Regions from separate parts of the Homo sapiens genome. Here regions 1 and 3 are each linked to region 2. Evidence: chromatin contacts called from ENCODE Hi-C or POLR2A ChIA-PET data. All regions are on one chromosome and are shown on one strand. Each heading gives the region's core, a stretch centred on a gene start or an enhancer-like site at or near the end of the contact. The rest is flanking DNA. Distances are from core to core; before and after follow the strand shown. Region 1 holds the start of CERT1 (ceramide transporter 1). Region 2 holds the start of CKMT2-AS1 (CKMT2 antisense RNA 1). Region 3 holds the start of RASA1 (RAS p21 protein activator 1).

Region 1 (4,357 bases), core at 1,117-3,616, 5.8 Mb after region 2:
AGAAAAAAACAGGAAGCAAAACACGTTTACTAAATAACTATCAAGAGGATTCTACTGATACCTAATATACCACCACACTGCTTTATATAGTATGCCTTTAAAATATTAATAAAAGAATTTCTCACAGTAACAGGAAGAGACTCAAAAGCTAAGCAAAATAAAAACGACAGAAAGAACATGTGTACATGCCAAGAGTGGGCACTAATACTGTTCATTGGTGTACCGTACTGTGTGCTTTTTAGACTAAAAGATTTTCCAATGTTATAGTGAAGCCTATGAAATACCAACTACTCTAACAAGTTTTTATCCCATAAACCAAACAGATAGGAGTAAAAGATATGGGAATACATTTTCAATTTCATTGAATAGTAAGAATATTTCTGCTTGAAACATTCCTAGCCTGGCTCTCATTTCTACAATAGGAAACAGGATAAAAAGGGTGGCCTACACACCCTTTGAAATTCCATTTCTGAAATCACTGTCTTATTCTCGAATGTTAGAACTTTTTATGAGATCTGACATATTCTCAAGCAGCTGTGAAGTGCATTAAGGTATCAATGAGTATCCCCATCTACCTCTTCCCTCCCACTTTTCCAAAAATACAGCTGTCTTTGGAGACTTAAATGGTAAAAATCAACAGATAAAGGAGTCCTAGACAGATATGCAAAGTCACCTTAAGGATCAAAGCTGCAGAATAAGACATGGCAGTATGAGCATAATATAATAATAATTGATATTAGTAAAAGAACTCATCAATATAAATGGAGTGTGGATGGTCAGAAAAAGAAGAAAGTAAAAGAAAGCAAGATAAATATTGGCAATGCCTACTTAAATATCCATTGCCACGATAGGGATAACCTAGCTTCATGCTACCAACCATTCAGAATCGTAATTAATCCCCCATGCAGGAAGAAAAAAATATGATACTGGGATATGGGAGAAGGTCATCAAGCCTAGATTTGAAACCAGGATATAAAGAGCTGGAGTTACAGGCACCTACCACCATGCTCGGCTAATCTTTGTATTTTTAGTAGAGACGGGGTTTTACCTTGTTGCCCAGGCTGGTCTCAAACTCCCGGCCTCAGGTGATCCACCCACCTCGGCCTCCCGAAGTGCTGGGATTACAGGCGTGAGCCACCACACTCGGCCAGCGTTTTCCCTTAGACTCGAAATTTCGCTCCTATCGTCCCATCCTTGTAGTAAGAAAGTACTCTTTCTAAGGTTTAATAACAAATTTTACTCTTGGCAATTACAAGGAAATCGACTATATTAAAATAGCTAACGAGAGGAAATTACTGAAGCTACAAAGTCAAAGTCTCATAATCAAAGTTATCCTTGACAACTGACAAGAGTTGTTAGATCTTCTATTGGTCTTTCTGCTAATTCAACCCTAGTCTTAAAACAAAAATAGCCTCCTATTGCCTAATCCCTTGTACACACAAAACCACTGCACTTCGGTATTTCTAATACGAGAAAGTTTCTATATATCCAACCTTTCCTATCTTTGAGGGGCAGGCATGGTTAACGTGGTTCTCAGTAAGATATTCATTTACAACCAAGAGAAAATCCCAGGCTATCATCTCACATTCTTGTTTTACTTTAAAAACCTTTCTAACGTCATTTATTCTCTGACAACCTCAAAATTACTTTCTACAAAGCAAACTCTAGAAATCTAAAAATGCGAAGTGCGTGCTTGTGAGAAGGTACTAAGGAAATTCTTCCTTTAAACGTCAAATGTGAATTCTAACTTCTAATGAGTAAGACCCTCGAGATTTACAGCGGTGGTCTGGTGGAAAGAAAACCCTTGGCACTAGTAGCTCACAAAACCCCAGCCCATGGTTGAGGCGGAAGCGGCCAGATGCTCCCGGGCTTTCGACAAGCCGCCCTGGAAAGCAGGCCCGTCATCTTCAGCGGAAAGCTCTCTCACGTCTGGGCCCGCAAGCCCGGAGGGTTCGTCATAAACACACAAGGCAAGGATAGAAGCGAGGCCGAGGGGCTGGTCACGCAACTGTCAAACGAAGCCCACCCACCGACTGACAAGGCCCCAAGGGGACAAGCGATCCCCGCGCGGGATACTCACCCGTTACCTCAGGATCGCGACTACAACTCCCAGGAGGCTGCGCGAGCGACGGACCAACGCCCTTCCCAGAATGCAGCACAGCTGCATCCCTACCCCGCCCTCTCCTTTCTCCGCTCCTCCTGCTTTTCTACCCGTCGTCACCCGGGAGAGCCGGAGGTAGGGTTCGGGAGGAGGATCCCGAAGGCTCGGCGTGTCGCGTCAGACGCCGGGAGGGGGACGGGGCGGGGAGTAGTGGGGGAGAATGGGAGGACGAAGGGGAGGGGAAAGGACAGGGGAGGGGAGGGTAAATAGTGGGCCAGGCAGGAAGATGGCGGCGGTAGCGGAGGTGTGAGTGGACGCGGGACTCAGCGGCCGGATTTTCTCTTCCCTTCTTTTCCCTTTTCCTTCCCTATTTGAAATTGGCATCGAGGGGGCTAAGTTCGGGTGGCAGCGCCGGGCGCAACGCAGGGGTCACGGCGACGGCGGCGGCGGCTGACGGCTGGAAGGGTAGGCTTCCTTCACCGCTCGTCCTCCTTCCTCGCTCCGCTCGGTGTCAGGCGCGGCGGCGGCGCGGCGGGCGGACTTCGTCCCTCCTCCTGCTCCCCCCCACACCGGAGCGGGCACTCTTCGCTTCGCCATCCCCCGACCCTTCACCCCGAGGACTGGGCGCCTCCTCCGGCGCAGCTGAGGGAGCGGGGGCCGGTCTCCTGCTCGGTTGTCGAGCCTCCATGTCGGATAATCAGAGCTGGAACTCGTCGGGCTCGGAGGAGGATCCAGAGACGGAGTCTGGGCCGCCTGTGGAGCGCTGCGGGGTCCTCAGTAAGGTGAGCAACCCCTGGTGCCAAGGGACCCCTGGCCAGACTCACCTGCAGCGAGGCAATCCGCTGAGGCGGTGGGGTGGGGCTGGCGGGAGGCGCGGAACGTGCCGGGGTGCGAGGCTGAGTGTTGCTGCAGCGACTAGGGATGAGGCGGGGATATAGGGGCACTGTCCTTGTTGCCCGGGGGCTCGTCGGGGGCAGCCGAGGACCAGGGAAAGGGTGTATAAACCTGAGATCCAGTTTGGGAGGCCAGATGCGCGCCGTGACTTGGGACTTAGGGCGGCAGCTGTCCCGGGTGTAAGGAATCCGGGTTGGGCTTCAGCGGTGTCCGAACGACTGGGCATGGGAGCGGTTCAAGTCGGACCTCTTAAAAGAGGTTGGTCTCTCTGAGGATGCCAAGCCGAGTAGGTTGGGGGGCACTGCGGACGCAACTCTTTCGACAGAAGCTGGAGCGACTCAGCTTGGTGTTGAAATTTGAGGTGTTGAATTCTGCTAGGTTAGATGTAGTGAGACAGATGAATGTGGAGGACTTTCTCCCTCACCCTGTACCTTAGTTCAGAATAGAGATATTGAATCGGCACATGATGGGTACAGGAAATATTCATAGTAACTTGGAACATGTGAGAATGGAGACTGATCTTTAGTCCAGGAAGAGCATTACTTAATAATAAAATATTTTTGCGGTAAGGGGTCGAGGGTAAGGAAAAGATGTTTTATCTTTTATATATTTTTTAAAATCCCTGTATCAAAATTTTAGCAAAGCAGTCATTATAGGACTGCAGGTGGATGATCTCTTGATATTACATAGTTGTGGGGATTTTTTTTTTAAGTTTTTGCTGTAAGAAGATTCACGTAGCCTTTTTGACTTCTCTCTCCCTTCCTGTTAAACTTTTTTAGACATGGCTGGAGCTAGCAGTTAACTTGGAGAGGGGGAGCTGGGCCAGTCCCTCAACAAGCTGGTCATAAGATACTATGTCATGTGCAGCCAGTGGCTATTAAGAAATCACCCTGTTTCCAGTATTCATATTTGGCAAATCACTTGGACATTATTTGTGGAATTGTTTCATATTAGGCTTTTATAATGTCTAGAAAGCTAATGAGAAGGGGGCCAGGAAAGGCATGAGTAGTCAGAACTAAGGATTGCAAGTGTTGACTTTTATTTGTATAGCAGCAAAATTATGTTGTATATTGATGCTGTGATCATTCTTGAAATTTCAGTGCAAGGTTTTCAGTAACGAGAAGCTCCTCAGGATTTCTTTAGATTAAATGTATCCTGTAATTTAGGAATCTCTATTGAACACATTGTGTAGTAGGTATACATTTTCAGTTGGTAATAGGAAGTGGGTTACTTGCTTCTCAGTGATTTTGGTAGTTTCATCACTGCTCATAAGATGGGAAGCTGACTGCCATATTAGTATTGTGATGTGTTAAGTATTTTACGAAACAAATTGTACTTTTGACCTACTGATAATTACTTTTT
Region 2 (4,249 bases), core at 1,475-3,974:
TACTAAGTATACAGAAATCATGTCCTTTAATATGAAGTTTGTTGAAATTTCCTGGCAAAGTTATAAGTAAAACATATAAAAGTGTTTACCATCACAGGATGATCCCGGGCTTCCTCTTACTAATCAAGGTATAAGCTACTTCCAGCCCAGTGATTTCACATCATCTTCAATTCTATTTAAATTATGACTTGAATCATAAGATATATTTCACACCAAAATCTGTATCTTGTTTTTATACTCTTAATACATATGCTTTAATATTCAGAAATAACTTTTCATTTTAGAGCACATACATAAAGAAGTAATTTATCCTAACACTAATGATTTGGCTCCAACATAAAATGGAAAAAAGTTTTGGTCACTTACATACTACCTAGTGATTTGGAGGATATTTTTTTCCTGCAATGAATGAGAACATTCAGCCATAATCAAAGATTCATCAGCTAGTCACATGCTACATAACATTTAGGTCAACAGCGACTGCACACATGATACTGGTCTCAGATGATTATAATGGAGCTGAAAAATTCCTATTGACTTTGTAGCCCTCATAACTTGTAGTGTAACACATTACTCATGTCTGTGGTAATGCTGGTGTAAACAAACCTGGGATGCCAGTCATATACAAGCATAATGCTTACAATGATGTACTGTACATAATACTAGACAATTATAAGTATTCCAGAAAAAAGCAGTTATTATAGGAGATGACAGCTCCATTCATGTTACTGCCCCTGAAAACCTTCCAGTAGGACAAGATGTGGAGGAAGAAAAGAGTGATATTGATGCTCCTGACCCGGTGTAGGCACAATGTGTGTGTCTTAGTTTATAACAACAAAAAAAATTTTTACAGGAAAAAGCTATAGAATAATGTAAGGGAATAAAGAAAATATTTTTATATAGCTATACAACACATTAGCATTTTAAGCTAAGTGTTATTACAAAAGAGTGGGCCGGGTATGGTGGCTCACGCCTGTAATCCCAGCACTTTGGGAGGCCAAGGCCAGGTGGATCACAAGGTCAGGATATCGAGACCATCCTGGCCAACATGGTCAAACCCCATCTCTACTAAAAATACAAAAATTAGCTGGGCGTGGTGGCGCACTCTTGTAGTCCCAGCTACAGGCGCGCACCACCTGGGAAGCTGAGGCAGGAGAATCGCTTGAACTCAAGAGGTGGACGTTGCAGTGAGCTGAGATTGCGCCACTGCACTCCAGCCTGGGTGACAAGAGCAAAACTCTGTCTCAAAAATGAGAGACAGAGAGAATAAACTCCGTCTCAAAAAAAAAAAAAAAAGGTCAAGGAGTTAAAATTAATTTAAAAGTTTATAAAGTTAAAAAAGCACAGTAAGCTAAGGTTATTACCTTATTTTTAATAAACTTAGACTAAGCATACCGCATTTATAAAGTCTACAGTAGTGTACAGTAATACCCTAAATAATATCGTAGGCCTTCACACTCACATACCACTCACTGACTCACTTAATAGCTACCGACAGCCCTGCAAGCTCCATGCGTAAGTGCCCTATTCAGCTGTACCATGTTTTCTTTTACACTATATTTTTACAGTATCTTTTCTGTGTTTAGATACACACCATCCTTTTACAACTGCCTACAGTATTTAGTAGTTATACTGTACAGGTCTGTAGACTAGGAGTAACAGGCTATCCCATACGGCCCAGCTGTGTAGGTTTGTGCAAGTACACTATGATGTTCACACAACCACGAAACGGCCCAACCATTTCTCATAACTATACCAGTTCTTAAGGGGAGCATGGCTGTATTAAGCCACCACCTTTTTTGTTGTTGTTGTGGTCGTTGTTGAGACGGAGTCTCACTCTGTAGCCCAACCTGGAGTGCAGTGGGCGATCTTGGCTCACTGCAACCTCTGCCGCCAGGGCTCAAGCGATTCTCGGGCCTCAGCCTCCCGAATAGCTGGGATTACAGGCGCGTGCCACCACGCCCAGCTAATTTTTTGTATTTTAGTAGAGAAGGGGTTTCACCATGTTGCCCAGGGTGGTCTCGAACTCCTGAGCTCAGGAGATCTGCCCGCCTCGACCTCCCAAAGTGCTGGGATTACAGGCGTGAGCCACCGCGCCCGGCCTAAATTATCACCTTTTAAGACCAGCATCCCTGGCAACCCCCCAAGTCTCAGCTCCTAGTAACAGAAAGACCCCTTCCACAGAAGCTGAAGGGTGGACCCAATGAATTGGTGTGAGAAACTCCATGCCACTTTACCAGCGCACTCTTCGCTGAAGTTTATGCGACTGTCATAGTGGGGACCGAAGCTGTTCAAAAGGAAGTAGATTATCCTTCCCCTACGTACGTGGGAAGGGGGAGGCTCTGGGTTATCAAGAGGGTGAAGTGGGAGAGCCAAGCGGCCCACCCACAGGCGGATTCCAGGGCGGCTGGACGCACAGCCCCCAGCAGCCGGAGCCCAACAGCTGAGGTCGCCGCCCCTAGACAGCCCGCGCTCCAGCCAGCTCAGGGACCCAGCGGCTAAGCCTTCTGTCCTCCCAGCTTCCCACGCAAGTTCCGCCAGGCCAGAGGGAACGAACGACGAGACCCTGCAGCTTTGGTGGCTGAGAACCTCACCTCACCGCGCTACCGCGCAGCTTCTTACCGCGCACGAATCCCCCAGAGCAGCCGAGTTGGCGAGCCGGGGAAGACCGCCCTCCTGCGGTATTGGAGACCGGAAGCACATAGTGCCCGAGAGCGCGTCACTTCCGGCGTCACAGACGGTCTTTACAAGCGACTCGTGGGCGTCAATACTGGGCTGAGTTTGTGGCGCGCTTAGTGATGGGATGGCCCTGTGCAGGACGCCGACACGAAAAGATGAAGAGTTCAATCCGTGCTGTCTGAACTCACAGTGTAGCAGGCGAGATAGACGGGAAGATCGGTAGGGTGGGAGATGCCGGAAAGGCTTCCCGTGAGACTGGATAAGAAATCAAAAATCTGGTGAAATTGCCGGCAAGAGGGAGTTAAGGACATTCCAGGCAGAGGCAAGGTAAAGGCGCGGTGGGAGTGGGTCACTGTGATAAAAGTCTGAAAAGGACATTTGGGGGCTCTCTTGGGTGAGAGGCAGTGCCTCATGTCCCCCCTTCAGTGCTCGTTGAGCATTCAATTAAAATGTTAACACTTTGTAGCCAAACAAGTTCTCTTTTTAAGAGGAAAACCCTGGATTTCCAAACGGCTCATTTTCTGTAGCTTCTTGCAAATGGATACCACCACCAGCTGTGCCTAGTGAAAAAATGCAATTTACCAGGACCACTACTCTCAACAGTTTGCTCAATCCATTTAACCTTTTGAATATTTGTCCACTTCTTTTTATCTCTGTTGGCACCTCCTCCCTTGTCCCATATTGTACCTGTAGTTCTACAACTGGTCTGGGGATTCATTCTGCCCCAACTCCCTGAAATCCATTTTCCGTGTCGTAGGAACGGAACTTTTGAAAATGTAAATCATTACATTTAAAGCAGTACTGCTGTACTGCTTTAAACTCTCCCTTCGCTTCCCATTGTTTTAGGATGAAATTCGAACTCCTTATGAAGTCCCTGCCTACTTCCCTAGCCTCACCTTGCTCAGTCTCTCCTTTGAGCTCCGTGCATAGGATCATTTTTTCAATTTCTCAAATGCCGTGTGTACCTTGCCATCTCCAGGCCTTTACATTTGCTAGTCTCTTTGTATGGTACTCCTTTTCTTCTTCCAGTTACTTTCTACTCACCCTTCAAGGCTTTAAGTATTTTATTCTCAAGAAAGCCTTCCAGCCCCCTACCCCCATACTAGACCAATCCCCTACTGTGTGCTCACGGCAGTCTATACTTTCTTATGACACGGTTCACATTTGTAATTACACAATAATTGTGTAAGTTTATTGTATCCTCATTGCCTGGTACATCCTTGGTGCTCACTGCGTATTTGTTTTTTTGTTTTGTTTTGTTTTGTTTTTTGAGAAGGAGTTTGGCTCTTGTCGCCCAGGCTGGAGTGCAATGGCGCGATCTCGGCTCACTGCAACCTCTGCGTCCCGGGTTCAAGCGATTCTTCTGCCTCAGCCGCCCAAGTAGCTGAGATTACAGGCGCCCGCCACCGCGCCCGGCTAGATTTTGTATTTTTAGTAGTGATGGGATATCGCCATGTTGGCCAGGTTGGTCTCAAACTCCTGAGTTAGGCGATCCGCCCACCTCTTCCCTCCAAAGTGCTGGGATTACAGGCGTGAGCCACCGCGCCTGGCCCTCGTATTTGTTAAGTAA
Region 3 (4,192 bases), core at 1-2,500, 6.0 Mb before region 2:
ATTCCTACCCAAGAAACCTGAAACTTCAAAAACTTTTCCTAACAAACCACAGATGAAAAGGACAAAGTATGATTTACCCCTTCATTTCCACTTCTTTTCTGGAGCCAGCTTCCCAAATTCCTGAACAGCAGTCTTAACTTACTGGTTAGTTGGAGGAGCGGTCAACGGTATGGCCACCTCTTCCTCCTCGTATTCTGGTCCATCCAGAGAGTCACCTTCGTCCACTGTCCCGAGGCCCGCCCCCAAAGGGGGCAGGTAAGGGGGAGGGGGCAGAGGGGGAAAACCGCCGCCTGGCCCGAGAGTCTCAGCAAGCAACGAAGTGGGCAGTTTGGTGAGAGCCATGTCTCCACTAGGTCCAGCAACAGCAGCACCGGCCACGCCAGCAGCAGCACCAGCTACGCCAGCAGCAGTACCTCCCCCTGTCAGTCCAGCTCCCCCCAGTGCCCCTGCCACAGACCCGGCTCCTAGGAACTCTGACCCCAAAGCGGCTCCGCCACCCAGAGTTCCAGCCACTCCGGTCTCCACCAGCCCAGGATAGGGGGCGGCTGCCACAGGCAGGGCCGCGGGTATCTTCACCCGACACACTGCGGGATAGGCACTGGAGCCCGCTGCCGCGCCGCCTCCTCCAGCTCCGGCTGTTACCGGGCCGCCCTCCTCACTGCCGGCCTCGGCCGCCATCATGTTGAAGCCCGCTCTACTCTGCCCTACCCTGCCCGCCCGGGAGCCCCAGGGGCCACCAGGCCCGGGCTCCGAGCAGCCCCACCCAGACGCGTCTCCCCTTCAGCTCCCCAGGCTGAGGAAACAACAACAAAAGGAGAGAGCCCGCCGCCGCGCCCCCTCCTAGGGCCACAGCCCAGGCTCCCCAGCTGCCTGGGTTACGGGAAGCCAAGTGGGCAAAAAACCCAACGCCTGCACAAACGCCACCCAAACCTCACCGCACACACCCACACTCACGCACACAAACACATGTACAGAAGCGAAAACTTCCTCGCTGCACTAAAGAGGAAAGGAAGCACAGGGAAAGAGGCTGAGGCTGCTACCGCTCCTTCAGCCGCCACCACCGCTTCTTCACCACCCCAGTTCCGGCCACCCACACCGCAGCCACCGCCGGTGCCGCTGCTGAGGCTGGGGCCACTGCAGCCGCTTCATCCTCCACCAGGCAGATGAGAGGGGTGGGGGGGCAAGAGAAAGGGGGGCGGGGTAACGAGGAAATCGACTGAACTGCTCACTACCTGGAGCTCTCAGTGAGTGAAACGGGAGAGAGAGAAAGGAAGGCGGGGCAGGGGAGGAGGGACGGAGGGAAGGAAGGGCGGAGAAGGGAGAGGGCAGCTTGTGCGCAGGCGCGTTCCCGGAGCGGGGGCGGGGGGCCGGGCCGGGAGGAAAAGGAAGAGTCCAGAGGGAAGGAAGCGGCGGGGACGCGCGGTGCGTGGTCGCGCTTGCTGTCCTCCTCCGGTTCCAAGCGTGTGGCGGCGCGGCCGCATCTCCTGTTGGCGTGGCCGGCGGCGCGCGCCTGTCTCCCGGGGCTTTGTTTGATGGGCGGGAGAAGAGGGAAGGGTACCTGAGCACGCGGGTGCTTGGCGCTGTTAAAGCCGGAGAGACCAGAGGGGGACCAGGAGGCGGTGGAGAGGAAGGAGGGGGAAAGGGAAAGGAAAATGCCCAGAAACTAGTTCCGTACTTCCTGACCAGTGGAAAAAACAGCCTTAACCAGCAGCGCAGAAACCGGGCAGGGGTCAGGTAGCTTTGAAGATCGGGGCAGTACTATTAATGTTTTCTTTTTCGTTGCATGCTATAAATCACTATGACTATCTCACACACACACAGTTAAAATAGATTCTGAAACTCCAAAACGAAATAAAGGGCACCATATGAGAAGGGTGAAGAATTTGAGTAGAAATAGTGGTTATGAAGTAAGATTTCTACCAGTATTTGCATACGTTTTTCTTTATCAACTGTCTCATATACTTACCTATGCCATTATAAGTCTGTTGGATACTGATGAAGAGGAGGAGGTGCCACAGAAAACACTAATCAATGCACTTTTGTCCTGGTTTGTGTGCAAAAGACTGCAGGACGTGATCCACAATGCAAGCACCTTCAACAAGTCAAATGTCAAGAATGTCCCAGAATGCTAGTTATAATTATATATCGTTTCAAAAGTAGCAATAAACTGAAAACTCATTTTTAATACAATTAAGGAGAAGGGTGTTATTTTGTCTTTTACACTAAAATGTATACAAACTATGCATTCATGTAGAGGGAGCTTCCCATGGTTTGAAATTAACAATATTGTTAAATTCTCCCAGGAGTGATCCCACATTAAATACCATTGGATATTGATCTTTGAGATCAATATTTTCTGTGCTAAGGATGATCAAACTAACACTCAGGATGGCAAGTGGCTGTGATAGAAACCCAGGAAAAAGAGAAAAGACCACTAAAAGACGTGACAAGATACAGGCAATGCATTGCCTTTGTAAGTTTGCACAGGCCTATTTACCTAGTCAATGACAACAATCCAACTTGATTAGGAGTAGTCCTGGGGCCTCCATTACGCATATCTCTTAGCAGTGTGCTACCTGGGAGAAGGAAGATGGACCAGTCACAGGAGCTAGAGTTCTCAAAGTGAATTCAGGCCGCAACATCCTAGGAATTCAGAAATGCCACCTCAGACCTTCTGAATCAGAAAATATGCAGCGATCCATTTTAACAAACCCTCCAAGTGATTGTTTGCACACTTAAGTTTGAGAACCACTATATTAATGTATAGTATACTAATCAAGAAGGAGGTATGCAATACCTAAAAACGGTTCTGAAAGAAATAATAAATGTCATTCATTAGGTGGGTAGGTAAAATAGGCGGGTTTTGAGTTGCCAAGCTCTGTGCTGTTCTAGAAATGAGAATGAAGTAGTTCCATAATACTTAATAATGAAGTACTACTTATGGTGGCCTCCCTGAGAACAGTTTTCTTTTAAACTTAGACCCTCAGTTAGACAAGACTATCAAAATACCTACTCTACTTACTGTCTGCTGTGTGAACACCAAGTGCAACAATCCCAACAAATCTTAATATAGCCTGTGCTTGAAAACCTCCAGTGTGTTAGCATCCCAATCCTCCAACATTCCTGTCCCAGTCACCACTGTCAGCCCTTGAATGCAGGACATTGAACTGGCAGGTTATCACCGGCTCTTGGTTATCACTGATTTCTAAATGTTCACACACCCTCTGTATGTTGCCTGGGAGTCCAGGTGAGGCTCACTACTCTTACTGCAGAATTACCTCCTCCTTTTTGACAATTCTTTAGCACTTGTAAAGGTCAATATTTAATGCAGTCTAACACCTATCAAATGCTCAATTAAATGTTTTCTAGACTTTTAGGTGTATGTACCTACAAAACTGTACTGCAAATACAACCTGTGGTCTATTCTACTGCCTAGCCCAGTCCTAGGCAACCTCAGTATGCTACTTTGAACAGATCTTCATCCTTTTAACAAATACCAAATTTGATCAGCTCCCATCTTTGGAAATCAATTTCTTAACCAGTAGGAAATAACTACTATGTCTATTTGTAAATCAGCCTTATACCAATATCTTACCTAGTTTTTGTTTAGCCTTAGAGTTAGCCCTGTTCTTTTCCTCCAAAGAAATTGCCACATATTTTTATGAGGTATTTTCAGATATTTAATATATTCCTATTATTGGATAGATCTAGGCTCTAATCTTTACTATTGCTTGTGTACTTTCTGAATCTCAAATACGTTGTCTATCTTTATTTTCATTTTTTCCAAAAGGATTTAATGTTTCTACTTAATTTTTGTCCATTGCCTTTCTTTTCTACCCACCTTAACTTTCTGCCCAGTTAACAAAGGGAAGTAAACTATCTTAATTAAATTCACAGATATTAAACAGGGAGGTATTGAAAAACAGAATAGTACACAAAAGAAAGAAAATTCAAAATATATTTTACCTTTAGTAAAATAAGCTATTATATCTGTGATTTTAGAAAAGTTACTCTGGATCTTGAAACATAGTATTTAATGAAGACTAAATAATAAAAAGTGCTGGACAAAAACTTGTGTATGAAAAGAAACTGAAAATTTAAGAAATGAAGTTGGCTCATTCTGGTTTCATTGGCAACTGAAATATGAATGTGGCCGGGTGCGGTGGCTCACGCCTGTAATCCTAGCACTTTG

Evidence for each region. Hi-C counts contacts between places; a loop is a spot of excess contacts on that map. ChIA-PET counts read pairs that join two places held with the same protein, here RNA polymerase II (POLR2A). Pooled maps may share reads with other maps.
Region 1: a loop to region 2 is called in a map of CD8-positive, alpha-beta T cell, with 21 times the contacts of the local background. The contact joins the promoter of CERT1 here to the promoter of CKMT2-AS1 in region 2. A Hi-C loop is called at or near these places in 1 of 168 maps with a recorded cell type or tissue (CD8-positive, alpha-beta T cell) and 7 of 50 pooled maps. POLR2A ChIA-PET finds 5 or more read pairs at or near these places in 1 of 52 experiments (OCI-LY7).
Region 3: a pooled map shows a loop between it and region 2 (6-fold over the local background). The contact joins the promoter of RASA1 here to the promoter of CKMT2-AS1 in region 2. A Hi-C loop is called at or near these places in 5 of 50 pooled maps.

The regions. Positions count from the first base shown.
Region 1 is chr5:75,509,638-75,513,994 of GRCh38, reverse strand. CERT1 (ceramide transporter 1) reads left to right here and starts at 2,366. Exons shown (of 17, transcript NM_001379029.1): 1 at 2,366-2,883. The coding sequence starts at 2,788. POLK (DNA polymerase kappa) reads right to left here and starts at 2,104. Exons shown (of 15, transcript NM_016218.6): 1 at 2,081-2,104. RefSeq lists enhancers at 1,810-2,189, 2,940-3,009.
Region 2 is chr5:81,300,044-81,304,292 of GRCh38, reverse strand. It overlaps CKMT2-AS1 (CKMT2 antisense RNA 1), which reads left to right and starts at 2,724. Exons shown (of 2, transcript NR_034123.1): 1 at 2,724-3,006. It overlaps ZCCHC9 (zinc finger CCHC-type containing 9), which reads right to left and starts at 2,706. Exons shown (of 6, transcript NM_001131035.2): 1 at 2,595-2,706. RefSeq lists enhancers at 1,398-2,187, 2,195-2,374, 2,525-2,624, 2,188-2,977.
Region 3 is chr5:87,264,941-87,269,132 of GRCh38, reverse strand. It overlaps RASA1 (RAS p21 protein activator 1), which reads right to left and starts at 1,250. Exons shown (of 25, transcript NM_002890.3): 1 at 143-1,250. The coding sequence starts at 681. RefSeq lists enhancers at 479-528, 286-1,173, 1,227-1,521 and silencers at 709-888, 1,229-1,478.